Linked DNA regions of Homo sapiens: region 1 is linked to region 2. The links are chromatin contacts, found by Hi-C or POLR2A ChIA-PET in ENCODE. All regions are on one chromosome and are shown on one strand. The core of a region is the stretch at or near the end of the contact, and the rest is flanking DNA. Distances in the headings are between cores, read along the strand shown. Region 1 holds the start of MCFD2 (multiple coagulation factor deficiency 2, ER cargo receptor complex subunit). Region 2 holds the start of PPM1B-DT (PPM1B divergent transcript).

The links. Hi-C counts contacts between places; a loop is a spot of excess contacts on that map. ChIA-PET counts read pairs that join two places held with the same protein, here RNA polymerase II (POLR2A). Pooled maps may share reads with other maps.
Region 1: a map of B cell shows a loop between it and region 2 (17-fold over the local background). The contact joins the promoter of MCFD2 here to the promoter of PPM1B-DT in region 2. A Hi-C loop is called at or near these places in 2 of 168 maps with a recorded cell type or tissue (B cell and naive thymus-derived CD4-positive, alpha-beta T cell) and 8 of 50 pooled maps. POLR2A ChIA-PET finds 5 or more read pairs at or near these places in 1 of 52 experiments (activated T-cell).

The regions. Positions count from the first base shown.
Region 1 is chr2:46,910,645-46,917,606 of GRCh38, forward strand. MCFD2 (multiple coagulation factor deficiency 2, ER cargo receptor complex subunit) reads right to left here and starts at 5,162. Exons shown (of 4, transcript NM_139279.6): 1 at 5,079-5,162. It also overlaps a transcript of TTC7A not described here. RefSeq lists a silencer at 5,149-5,228 and an enhancer at 5,232-6,206.
Region 2 is chr2:44,166,511-44,173,707 of GRCh38, forward strand. PPM1B-DT (PPM1B divergent transcript) reads right to left here and starts at 2,282. Exons shown (of 2, transcript XR_940034.3): 1 at 788-2,282. PPM1B (protein phosphatase, Mg2+/Mn2+ dependent 1B) reads left to right here and starts at 2,365. Exons shown (of 6, transcript NM_002706.6): 1 at 2,365-2,764. It also overlaps the pseudogene PDSS1P2. RefSeq lists silencers at 2,066-2,395, 2,716-2,925.

The DNA.
Region 1 (6,962 bases), core at 3,912-6,411, 2.7 Mb after region 2:
CTACAACACTTAGAAAAATTTCCCAAATCCGTTTTTCCCATTACCAGTATTGCTTCCCATGGCCCCCTCCTTAAAGGGGACAATAGTCACTGGGATGTCTAACTTCCAGGATAGGCCAGGCATGGTGGTTCATACCTGTAATCCCAGCACTTTGGGAGGCTGAGGCAGGAGGATCACTTGAGGCCAGGAGTTTGAGATCAGCCTAGACAACACAGTCAGACCCCCATCTCTACAAAAAATAAAAAATTAGCTGAGCGTAGCAGTGCACCCCTATAGTCCCAGCCACTCAGGAGGCTGAGATAGGAAGATTGCTTGAGCCCAGGAGTTCAAGGCTGAAGTACACTCCAGCCTGGGTAACAGAGTGAGACCCTGTCCTCCACCACCAAAAAAAGGAAGAAACTTCCAGGGTGCTAAAAAGCACCTAGAATCTAGTCTACTTCTAAACAGTGACATCAAAATGCAATCTGTCTCAGACCTTTTATTTTTTAATTTTTATTTTTTTGAGACAGAGTCTTGTTCTTTCGCCAGGCTGGAGTGCAGTGGCGCAATCTTGGCTCACTGCAACCTCCGCTTCCCAGGTTCAAGCAATTCTCCTGCCTCAGCCTCCCGAGTAGCTGGGATTACAGGTGCATGTCACCACGTCCAGCTAATTTTTGTGTTTTTAGTAGAGACAGGGTTTCACCATCTTGGCCAGGCTGATCTCGAACTCCAGACCTCAGGTGATCCACCCGCCTCGGCCTCCCAAAGTGCTGGGGTTACAGGCATGAGCCACCGTGCCCGGCCACCTCAGACCTTTTATATCTGTAGTTTAAAAAAAAAAAAAAGCAATATGTCATACTTAATAGGAAAGAATGCTCAATATATATTGAATGAAAAAGAACAGGCTGCAAAAAAGCAATAAAGAATAATACACTTTTGTAAAATAAAAATGTGTATTTCCTACACAAACTAATAACAAAGATTATCTTGAGACATGAGATTAGAATTGTGATTTTCAGCCGGCATGGTGGCTCGTGCCTGTAATCCCAGCACTTTGGGAGGCCGAGGCGGGCAGATCACGAGGTCAGGAGATCGAGACCACCCTGGCTAACACGGTGAAATCCCGTTTCTACTAAAAATACAAAAATAAAAATTAGCCAGGCGTGGTGGCGGGCACCTGTAGTCCCAGCTACTTGGGAGGCTGCGGCAGGAGAATGGCATGAACCCGGAGGTGGAGCCTGCAGTGAGCCGAGATCTGCTACCATTTTTTATGAATATGTATTCAATGTAATCTATCCCATAATTTTGTCCCAATACTATATGGATCGGATACAAAAGGAGTTTCCGGTTAATTCTTATCTCCACAAAATAATTCAGAAACAGTCAGAAACTACACTTCCAATTTTACCAAATAAAAGTGCCCAGACCTTGGCCAGGGACAGTGGCTCACATCTATGATCCCAACACTTCGGGAGGCCGAGGCAAGTGGATCACTTGAGGTCAGGAGTTTGAGACCAGCCTGGCCAATGTGGCAAAATGCGTCTCTACTAAAAATACAAAAAAAAATTTGCTGGGCATGGTGGCGTGCACCTGTAATCCCAGCTATTTGGGAGGCTGAGGCACAAGAATTGCTTGAACCCGGGAGGCAGAGATTGCAGTGAGCCAAGATCACACCACTGCACTCCAGCCTGGGCAAGAGAGTGAGACTGTCTCAAAAAAATTTTTTAAACGTGTCCAGACCCTGACAAGGCCACTGCCACTGTACCTGGTACCACAAAACAAGGTTTCAGGTTACTCCTAGCAGTGACTGCCTAGGCCATAGCAGAACAACTTGTTCTGACCACACATCTTAGAGTTCTGGGACAGGAAGGATCAGAGAAGGGAATCAAGCTCCTCCCAAGCCTTTCAGACTCATTTACATCAAATGTCTCTTTCTCCAGTGAGGTCTTTTCAATTCCAAGTCTGGTGTAGGTATTCGTCCTGCAGGCTCCCAAGTGCTTCCCTTCAGAAGGCTCCCGTCCACAGCTGATGACAGCTGCAAATTAATTCTTTTTTTTCTTTTGTTTTCTTGTGTGTGAATGAATTCTTGAAAAACTGCCTGATTACTTGTCAGTGCCCCTTGCTGGATGGGCTTTAAGAGGACTTGGACTGAATCCACATTCCCAGTATCAGGCACAGTGCCTGGAACAGAAGCTGCTGGTTCTTAGCCTGTGTGCCATGGTCCTTGGGGAGCTGGGGGGATTACCACCTTTGCAGATATGCTGCCAATTTTTAATGTCACTGTAACTGAAGATGAAACTTTTCTTTTGGAGATATCTATCATGGAACTCATGGCACCATTTCCTCCAACTATGTGATTGGATGCTTAGTATATCAATTTGGTGTGTGTGTGTTGGGGGTGGGGGAAATTCTATTTAGATAACACCAAAAAGCAACCAAGTGATTAATCATGTAGTAACTATGAGTCCAAAATATCCCTTCTTTAAGGGAGGTGGGATAAAGGCCAAGAATCACTGATTTTGAACTTGTCTCATTTTGGTTTGCTGTTGCAGGTTTCTAATCATTGGAATGCAACAAAAGCCAAATCGATAAACATAAAGAAAAAAAATTCCTCCAAGTGGTACACTGAAAACAGGGAATCGGGCTGGGCATGGTGGCTTATGCCTGTAATCTCAATACTTTGAGAGGCTGAGGCAAGTGAATCACTTGAGCCCAGGAGTTCAAGACCAGCCTGGACAACATGGTGAGACTCCCTCTCTAATTAGAAAAAGAGAGAGAGAGAGAGGAAGAAAGGAAAGAAGGCAGGCGAGGGAGGGAAAGATAGAAAACAGGGAATCTAACTGCCACCTAACAAATTAAACTGCTGACAGTCAAGAGAAAGCATAAGCAACTCCCTCTACCCAAATAACAGGTTGCATCATCCATGCTCTAACTACTTAGCTCAAGGCCATGGGCTAACAGCCTGAAGATAAGCCCCAGCTCACTGGCCTTCTTTAGGAAATTATAAAGGCCAGGCTGAAGAAAAACCCAACGGAGGAGAAATTTCTGCAAAGGGACTTCAGGGCACAACCCATACCTTGAGACAGCCCTCACAAGGCGCAGCCTCAGTCCTGGGAGGGCAGTGCTGGACCATCAGGAGCAGTGCGCCTCCCAGTGCCTTGGCTGTCACAGTGCTCCCCTCCTGCTCTGCCAGCCTCTTCCTGTACCACAGCCTCCGCTCCTACTGGTTCCATCTGTCCATCTCCAACTTCCTTCCAGGACAGGTTCAAATGTCACCTCAGGATTCTTCCAGCCAAGACCAATTGCTCTCTCATCCGACCTCAGTCTGTAGCCTCTCACACTCATTTGACCTGAACATACGATCACAGGTTGTTCTCCTTTTCCATTTTTCTCTTTTCCTCCCTCTCTGAGAGTCAGGACCCTCTCTCCTCTGGCTCTCATTTACCTTACTGATCTCTGCTGAGCTGACCTGGCTCATCGCTGAATCAGGGAAGTGAGTCTTGGCACCTAGGTGTATTGTTCCCTATCCCACAGCGGATCTAGCCTAAGCTGGAACTTCCTTTGGAGGCTTCCAGTGGTTTGACCTGGCCCAACCCTTTCTTCCTGGTGTGTCATCAGTCCTATCAGCACTAAGTTTGGGGCCAGCCTTCCTGCCAGCAGCTAGTAGCAGCTTCTCCCTCAAGGGGCCCTTGGTTAAGAATTCAAACCCAAAGCAGCCAAACTCACCAACATCCAGACATCCTGTACCCACAGCCAATGCCAAAGAAAAACTGACCAGTACTTTGTCACTTACCCCTGTCATGGTCCTGGAATGAAGGCAAGAAAATAACCAACTTCCTAAGCTAAAGAAACCTCTACACGGACTGAGGGTTGAGAATTGGTTCTGAAAAAGCAGGCATTTAATATTAATAACTTGATCTATTTGTTCATCTAGGGAGCCCAAGGAGCACCCATGCTGCATTTATACATTTAATGACCGTACTAACAGCACAAGGTACTGAAGATAGTACTATGACCTCGACAAACTCCTCTCACACAGATTACAACCTGGTAGAAAAGAGAGACCGGCAGGCAGACACCCATGGGGTACCACGAAATCCCCAACTGACACCTGAAATAACACATAAAGGATAAGAAGGATTATTTCAACCAAAGGACAGTGCCTCAGACATAGCGAACATACTGAAGGAACATGTAAGCCCAGAAGGAACTTGTTCTGATCTAAGAACCAAAAAAGATTCAGTATGGTTGAAGACACAGTACAGTCGAGACAAATGAATCTAAAGTTAAAGGAAGACAGGTCATGAAGGGCTTTGCAAGCCCCGTTCAAGAGCTTGGAAGAGCAATGAGAATCCACCAAAGGGTGATAAGGGAATGGGGGGACGCTTCTGGTCACATGATCAGATTTCTGTTTTAAGACCATGGCTGTAGCCTCTCTGTATAGAACAAACTACAGAGGATGAAGAAGAGATGCAGGGATCATCAGGAAGACACCGAGGTAGTCCAGAGAAGAAAAGGTGGCCTGAACTAGGTAGGGCAGGGGGATGGGACTGGAGAATGAACGTATCCAAGACAACTTTGCAAGGGATTCGATGTGGGTGGGTAAAGGAGTGAAGCAAGTGAGAATGATGCCCAATTCTGGCTTGGGCACCCGGGTGGATGGCCATGCCCAGAGAGGGAATACAACAGGAGATCAGCTTCCCCCGCCGGGCCCGACAGGACCTGTGGTCTCCCCGAGAGAGGGAACAAGGAGCAGAGGGAGAGTAAGGCTTCCGGCCCGCTGCTTTTGGGCCGGGCCAGGAGCAGTGTCCACCCGACACAGCTGGTCCCACAGGCCGATCCTCGGGCCCCTAGGGACCAGGGAAGGGGGCGGAGATCTGCCCAGTCGGCCCCGTCTGGCTCCAGAGCCCCCGGTGGGGCACAGGCTTCCGCCCCGGGAGACAGGCCGTGCTCCTAGCCGGTTAAGCGTCCCGAGACGGCCTGGGGGCCCAGCCCGCGCCCCCAGACTACTCCTGCCTCTCATCTTGAGCCCAAGCCTCCAGCCCACAGGAGAGGCGCCGGGATCCCGCCCGCTGCGGAGAGTGCGCTAGTTCACTCACCCTTACGGTCTCCGAAGCAGACGCGAAGCCCTCCAACGTGAGCCTCACCAGCCCCCGTCCCCAAAACGCTCTTCCTCGGCTTCGCCCCGCCCCCCCCCCCCCCCCGACCTGCCCTGCGCACGCGCGCTCCCTGCCGCCCGCCCATTGGCGCCGCCGGGCCCCTCCCGCTGGCGGCGGCGGGCTGTGAGGACGGCTCGCGTGAGTCCACGTGTAATCGGCCCGGGCCCAGCACTGGCGGGACTGACGCAGTTCTTCTACCTGCTTTCCCAAGGGCGACACTCGGCTCCACTCCAGTTGGGCCGCTGGACGCCCTAGGGGCCCGGCAGTTGCTAGGCAACGCCGGAAGCCCTCAGGAACGTAGTTCCACGGGCGACGTAGGATGGCGGATCCGGATGGGGCGGACCCCAAAGCTGGCTCCCAACTCCGCTCACCCCCTCCTATACAGGGCTCTTGGTTCAGGTCTCTTGGTTCGTCCTGCTGCAAGTTGGGAAGAAAGATAATAGGAATGCTAATTCCTTCTTGATGAAACGACCACAACACGCTGGAGCCGGCCTTGGACCCTACGTTTCAAGATTGGCCTGCTTCCAGCGTCTGCCAGCTCCACTGCACAAGCTGCGGCAGCCGCTGTCCCCGTTCGCTTCCACGGGAGTCCCAGCAAGACTATGCGACCCAGTTCAAATACCATCTTCCATGTACCGTTCGTGAAATCAGCAGCTTTTGACATTCAAGAGAGGACAGATTACTTAAAAACAGACTCATGAACAAATAGGGAAACGAATACATCATCCCTGTATCGAATTCATCCCTGTATAATCCTGCCCTTACACCTGTGCTCCTATACAAGATTAACATTCAGTAAGTATCCATTGACCTGATGGATAAATGAGTGTAGGACGGTCGTTTTGTTTTTTTGTTTTGTTTTGTTTTGTTTTGAGACGGAGTCTCGCTCTGTCCCAGGCTGGAGTGCAGTGGTGGGATCTCGGCTCACTGCAACCTCCGCCTCCCAGGTTCAAGCTCTTCTCCTACCTCAGCCTCCCGAGTAGCTGGGATTACAGGCGCGTGCCACCTTGCCCGGCTAATTTTTGTATTTTTAGTAGAGACGGGGTTTCACCGTGTTGGCCAGGCTGGTCTCTAACTGCTGACCTCTTGATCCTCCCGCCTCAGCCTCCCAAAGTGCTGGGATTACAGGCGTGAGCCACCACTCCCGGCAGGACGGTCGTTTTTTTTAAAGCCCTTCTCCCATTTCTGTCCATAAAGGTACATAATCGTTTTTCAAATGAGCCTGGGTCCGGACAGGAAAGACAAAGAAAGTGGCTAAGTAGTTAGATGCCTTGAAAGTTGCCTAACGCCACTGCCATTGACGGTCTCATTCCTTTTCCCACCTTCATCTGAGATTGAAATCTGCCACCCCATCCCAGAGAAAAATCCCATAATCCCTAATTTTTTTTTCTTTTTTTAAAGAAAAGAGTCTCCATGGTGCCCAGCTCGTCTCGAACTCCTGGGTTCAAGCAATCCTCCCACCACCTCCGCCTCCCAAAGTGCTGGGATTACAGGGGTGAGCCACCGCGCCGGGACAAAGAATCCCTAAGTTTTGAGGAAACCCTATTAATTCAAGACCCATTCTTCTTTCCTTACTCTGAACTTTGGATTAGTTTGATCTAGTTCCTCCTTCTACCCTGCATCTGCCATTCATCCATCTCTTCATCCATTCATCCACCCCTCCCTTTGTTCATTTATTCATTCAATAACATTTCTTGAATATCTTCTATGTACTAGGCGCTCTACTAGGAGCTACTAGAGATACAAATAAGACAAATGAAGTGTCAAGAAGCTGGTGTCTGGTAGATGGATAAAGTGTCCTCATTCTAGCCAGTGCTTTCATTT
Region 2 (7,197 bases), core at 1,032-3,531:
ATCCTTTCAAATTCGGTTGCAGAGACTTGAAAGGTCTGTATGAGGACATTAGAAAGGAACTGCTCATATCAACAACAGAACTTCAGGAAATGTCTGAGTACTACTTTGATGGAAAAGGAAAAGCCTTTCGACCAATTATTGGGGTGCTAATGGCCCGAGCATGTAATATCCATCATAACAACTCCCGATCCGATGTCCAATTTTCACAAGCTGATTGCTGAGAAGGTTCTAGGCGGCGTCTGTTAAAAAGCATTGCTGTCTGTTAATTTGACATGTGCAAGCCAGCCACCGCGCCATAGCCTTAATTGCAGAAATGATCCACACTGCTAGTCTGGTTCACGATGACGTTATTGACGATACAAGTTCTCGAAGAGGAAAACACACAGTTAATAAGATCTGGGGTGAAAAGAAGATACGGTTTTTTGGTTTTTTAAAATCTCTCTTACCGAATCACATGCTTTTTGGACCGCGTTTGCTTTTTCAGATTTGTCTTATTAAAAAGTAAAATATGCTTGCTCAAAAAACAAAAAAACCCGAATTGCAATTAAGTCTTTGTTTCTGCCGTCCTTATGACGGCCTGGACAATTGTCCTATTACTAAATTTGCCCTTTTCTATAAAACATTGACAGCCCCTAACCTGAATAGCACTCTGTTGGGTCTAAGCTTAAATTGTCTGCCCAAACCATTTTACACCAAAGTAGGAAATAGGTTTAAGTTCTTTTAGGACATTCGGATTAAAAAAAAAATATATATATATATATATATCCTAAGGTAAGTATTAGAATACCTCTATTACACTTTTGTTTCTCGTTTGGAGAATTAACATGGCAGCATCGTCTAATTTGATAGCTGGAGGAGTCATGTCCACTTTCCCCATCGGCCTGTTAAACCCCTATCATTCATTCTTGACTCATCCTGTGTCTTTGTGAAGCCTTTCTTGGTAAACCTATGCACAAGGAAGACCCTTTATGTCGTCACCAGCCCTTGTGCATGTTTCAATTGTAGTACCTATCATCTTGTACTGCGATTGCCTAATTTATTTTTGTATCTCCAGTTCTACATACAGTACCTGGCAAACAGTAGGCGCTCAATAACTGCGAAATGAACAAGTCCATGTCAAGAGACTAGGCTGGGAGTTTTAATATCAATGCCGACTGAGAAACAAAATACGGAAATGTCAAGGGCTGGTATAAAAATAATCTCTAATAGCACAAAATCCTCCTGAAGGGAACACCTGTCCCACTTTCTCACGTTGCTTTCCAGGTTCTTCCGACACCCCAATTTCCCGCCCACTCTTCTCCCTCCGGGGTACAGGTCAGGCAGGTATCCCAGCTCGGCGGCTCTGATAGGTCGGCGATGATTTCATTGTTAGGGAACATCCGGGCCTTTCCCCTCCCCGCAACACCTCCCCAGAGCCCGGCCTTCCCAGTTTCCCACTCTCGCCTGCGCCCCACCCGCGGCTGAAGCAAAACAACCGCCTCTCCCCTGCCCACTTCTTGTCCTCGTCTGAGTCGTCCCTTCCCGTCTCCACGCCGAAGAGAGGCGTTTAGATCCTCCAATGAGGGCCTAGGAGGACTTTCTTAGCCAATCAGTAGCCAAGCCCCTGCAATTCCGGGTGGGACCAGGCGTCCACACCTATAGCTGGACTGCTCGTTGGTCCCTTATGGCGCTTCTTTTACGCGAGGCTTAGAGGTCAAATACAAGGGGGCACGGTCCTCACAGAACGGAAAGGATCCGTACAGACTCTCCGGGTTTGACCGTTTTCTAGGACGAACCAATCGCTTTCCAGATACTTCCCCGCCTTTTGCGCGTTCATTTGAAAAAAGCCGGTGTGACGGACTTGGAAATTGGCTCAGTGACTGACCCGCAAGAAAGCCAGTGACTGGGGGTTCGGATCACGAGTTGGACCAATAAGAAAAGACAATCGCTGGGGCCGGGGCTTTGCTAGGAGGAGCGCAGGTGGGCGTTATTTGATTGACGGAGGGCTCTACTTATGGCTGGTAGCGGGGGCTGGTCCCTGACGTTCGGGAGGTAGGACCTAGCGGAGGCGGGGCCGAATAAAGTAAATGGTAATAAAGGGTTGGGTCTCACTTAGTGGGCGGTGTTTGATGGACAGCTGACCTTGCCTATTGAAAGTAGCCACTGATGCCCAATGGGAAATTAGAAACCCAGAGGCGGGGCCGGGTGGGCGGGGTAAACGAAGTACGGAGGTGCCGAGGGAGCAGCACGGGGAGGGGGAGCGGTGATTGACAAGACTCCCAGCAAACCGGGGGCCGTGAGAGGGCGCGCGGCATCCCAGTGGGTGGCAGCTGGAGGCGGGGCACCCTGAGGGGCGGGGAAGGACTAGGGTGCGGGGAGGGGGTTGCAAAAGGAGCCGAGCGGCTTCTGCTCAATGGCGGAAAAGCCGCCGGTGCTCTGACGGCCTCGTTCCCCTAGCAGTTGCGGGGGAGTTTCCTGCCGGCGCGGCTGGAGTCTCTGATTCTCAGGGTTCGGTGGTTGGAAGATGCTCCAGAGAGACGAGGCTGCGGCGGAGGAGGTGGCGGCGGCCGAATCGGCAACGGCGCTAGGGTGGAGAGAAGGCGGCATCGGCGGCGGCGGCGGCGTGAGGGGCCGGGCGGTGTAAACAGCCCCGGAGGCGGCGGTCGAGACCCCGAGGGGGAAGCGGCGGCTGAGTCAGGGTCGCGCCTCCGTTGGAAACTTGGGCTGAGTACCGCGGCGGGCGCGAGCGAGGCGCCCTAGACATCTTCTCCCTCCCTTGCCTCAGGTAAGGCCGCCCGGCACCCCGCCGGAGGGGAAGCGGCTGACCGGCCGCGCCGCCGAGGCCCCGGGCCCTGGGCAGGTTTTCGCGGTGCTGCCGAGCCGCGGCCGGGGCCTCTGTCCTTCCGAATCCTCGCTGCTTTCCCTGCTGCCGCGGAGCCTAGGCAGGGGAACGCCGGGCCTGGCTCTCGGGTATAGGCCCCTTCCCCGGCCGCCGCCTCCGCTGGGCTGAGGTCTGGGAGAGGCGCAGGGAGAGAATGGGAGTTTGCTGGAACGCCTGGAAGCTGACTGATTCTCTCTTCCCTCCGCTTCAGTCTGCAAGCATCTCTTTCACACGAAAGCACTGGGGCTACCCCAAGCCTTGGCGCTTCTCTTCCTGGTGCATGCCCTGTTTGAAAACACTATCTTTTACCATTCGTTTCCTCATCAGCTTCTGCCCTACTCTGCGCTCCACTTCACTTCCTTGTTAAATCGTCTTTCTCTGCTGTCTATGCGTTCTACCCTCGCCTTCCCTCCTTAGTGGCTTTAAATTGTGTGTTTCTCTTTTCTTCGTACCCCGGCATCTCTTGCCTGTCTTCCCTAGCACCATCCTTTTCGGATGTCATTCCTAACAGTGAAGTTCTTAATTGAAACTGCCACTTATTGTCAGTACCCCAAATCTACCGGAGCCCCATTAAGAGTATAGACTGACTAGCCATATGTGGTAAATCAGTTTTTCATAGTTTAAGCCTAACAACCTTGAAAAAATTGTATTATTAAACGTAAAGTGTGAAAATAACACCGAAAATAATTTTTTAAATGAAGGACTCAGTGAGTGTTGGAAATAGTTATTTCTTCATTTTTTAAACTTGCATGACCTCTCATATCAGATTTAGCAGATCTGGGACGTTTGCCCATCTTATTCGGCAAAAAAAGTGCTTCTTAGGCGTTTGATAGCAGCCCAAATTCATCAATATTCAATTTCTTCTAAGAACAACTTGAAAACTTTTTTAAAAAGAGACGTTAATAACTGGGAAGTTGTTTTGATAGTCACAGTTAAAGAGCTTTTAAAATAGGCTCCACATGTTTAATGTATCAAAATAAAGTTGGCAGGCATGTTGTAAAAGGATTATTTAGGAATTTGAGTAGTCTTAGTGTTATGTAGCTATTTTAGGAAAAACATTCTTTTTCTGTTAACAAACGTTTACAACTACGGTGATGTGAGAATTACTGAGGCTTACTGTGGGATTAACACAGGAACTGTCTTTATTTGAGCTACTGCATGGATGAAGAAGTGGTAAATTGTTCAGAGTAGACAGTGTAAGTCACAGTATGTTCTAGGAGATGGAGAAACATGCCATGGACGCTGAATGTTAATAGATGTTATTTCATTTACTTTCTCTGTTGTGCAATAGCAAAGTTCCTATTGTTGGCCTACTTTTAAATGGGGCATTTCTAAGTAAATAGTGAGACAAGTTATTCTAATTATTATGATAGTCTTTTCCAAGTGTACAGGCCTTTTAAAAATATAGTTGAAGTAATGGTAATTTTTTAAGGAAATGTTTTTGTAGGTCTGCCAAATGGACAGTGTGTTGTTCTAATCGAAATTTTAAAATTAAGTATTTAGAACAGAATATTTTAGTCCACACATTTTCAGGGATAATCTTTATTTTGTGCTTCTTCTCTCAATGCCTTCTTTGTCTTTTTTTTTGTCTTAATGGTTGTTGTGTTTTCGCCTCTTCATTTGTTTTTGCTCTCATGAAGTCTTACAACAGTTTCTGCAGTGGTTCTTTTTGTTGCTGTATATTAGCACGAGTATTTTTATTTGAGCTTTCATACTGTAAGATTTCCCCAGTTTCTAGTACATTATCCTCTGGATTTGTTGAAGTGATTGTTCTCTTTGAAGTGACCAGCAGAGCTTTCAACACCGTTTTCTTACACTGGGTGTCTGATTTCTGTGAAGACTCTAGGAATAGGTGAAAGGCCTTTCAATTTAGTCATGTCAGTAAATACTGTTTTATGTTAGTAATTCACCTAATTACTAAATTCCTTAAGATTACATCATCTGAAGGAATAGTGTAGTGTCCAAGTAACTGTGCTTCTAAGAACAGCTGATTCACAGGTTGACAGGGTCAGAAAAAGTGGCTCTTGTTGAAAGTTATCTTTTCTATAACAAACATTTTTTATGGAATCTTTTGAATTAAAATATGATGCTGATTATGTCTTGGCAGTCTTGGAAGCTTAGAATTGGCCACGGTATCACTTAGTGATTGTGGTGATTCATTAAAAAGAGGCTATATAGGCCAGGTGCGGTGGCTCATGCCTGTAATCTCAGCACTTTGGGAGGCTGAGGCGTGTGGATCACTTGAGGTTAGGAGTTCATGACCAGCCTGGCCAACATGGTGAAACACCATCTCTACTGAAAATACAAAAATTAGCCAGGTGCGGTGGCGCGTGCTTGTAATCCCAGCTACTCAGGAGGATGAGGCAGGAGAATCACTTGGACTCACGAGGTGGAGGTTGCAGTGAGCCGAGATTGTGCCACTGCACTCTAGCCTGGGTGCCAGAGTAAGACTCTGTCTCAAAAAAAAAAAAAAAAAAAAAAAGCTGTATTTCATGAATATTTTTATATGTAACTATTTTAAAGTATTTTGTGACATTACCTAGCATAGAAAGTAGTTAAGTAGTATAATTCTAACTCTCGCTTTTAAAAATGCAACATACAGTATTTTATATTTTCTGTGAAATATGCCTTTCACAATTCACTGATTTTAGTAAAAATTAGCAAACAAATAACTGGTGGCATCAGAATAATAAAAGTTTGTTTAATCCAAAATTATAATAGCAAAATTTATTCAAGTAATAGCATAAAATGTGAAATCATGATTATGGTAAGATAATTTTCAGGAGTATGATATTCCTGAATTTTCAGTTATTCTTCACACTGTACCTGATTTCTTTTTGTTTTTCCCTTGCTGAATTAATTTCAGAATTGGAATGAAATGGAATACTGCTATTATATTAGCAGCTTTAAAGTTTTATTGTAAAATGTATCGTATATTAGCAGAATTGATGGTTAAGTGTACTGACATTTCACTATGCTATACTCAAACATTGATGGTGAAATAGAGTTTTGGGAACTATTTAATTTTTGTAGTTTGTAGTTGGCTGTCATAAAATTTGCAGAATGACAGAACTGATCATCAGCTTCTAGTGGCTGATCTAACAAGAACAGGTGAAGAAAAAGGTACATGAGCTTCATAATGTGTATTTTTTCTTTGTTTTTGTTGGTGTTTACTTACATCAATACATTGAGTTAAAAAAATGGGTTTTCATCTTTTGGATTAATTTAAGTATGCTAAAGCCATTTTAGAATCTTTACAAGTAAAATGTTTCTAGGCCGGGCACAGTGGCTCACTCCTGTCCCAACATTTTGGGAGGCTGAGGCAGATGGATTGTTTGAGACCAGCCTGGGCAACATAGCAAGACCCTGTCTCTACAAAAAATAAAGTTAGCTGGGCTTGGTGGTGTGTGCACCTGTAGTTAGCTGCTTGGGAGGCTGAGGTGGGAGGATCGCTTGAGCCAGGGAGGTCAAAGCTGCAGCGAGCTGTGATTGCACCAGTTTGCTCCAGCCTGGATGACAGAGTGAAACCACGCCTCTATTTTTTAAAAAATTCTGATGTGACTTAATCTCTTTGTGTCCATTTGATTTGAGATGATTGACACTTTTGAACATTTCCATCCATATTCCTTTTCTTAAAGACTACCTAGAAGACTAACAAGCGTGGCCAGGCGTGGTGGCTCACGCCCATAATCCCAGCACTTTGGGAAGCCAAGGCAGGCAGATCACTTGAGAACAGCCTGGCCTGGCCAACGTGGTAAAACCCAGTCCCTACTAAAAATACAGAATTTAGCCAGGTGTACTGGCCGGCCAAAAAAGACTAACAGACCAGATACTGGAATCAGCGTTATGGTGAAAAGAACCCTTTACTAAATTCTTGATGATGTTACAAAATTTTCCAAAAGTGTAATCTATATAGTGTATTTATTTCTCAGAGTATTTAAAGATTTTGAGATTTAGTTTTTAGTAACATATAACATCCTAGGAAACATAAATACTGTACAATAACTTATATACTTTTTTTCTTTTTAGTTTTCTTTTTTCATTTCTTTTTTGCCCCTCGAGATCTCATACTTCGTAGTTTTCCTTCAAATTACAGGGTGCTTTATTTCTCCCCTTTGGTTTAACTTTAATAACAACCATAAACACTTTACTTCTGAATTAATGGTAAACCATGACACAGAAGAGTGCTTAAATACATTTTTTTCTTTTTGTTTTACTATAACTAATCACATCTACAATATCTTGTTATTGCTTGGCATAACATATACCTTTTATAATAATACTCTTCATGGCCGGGCACAGTGGCTCATGCCTGTAATCCCAGTACTTTGGGAGCC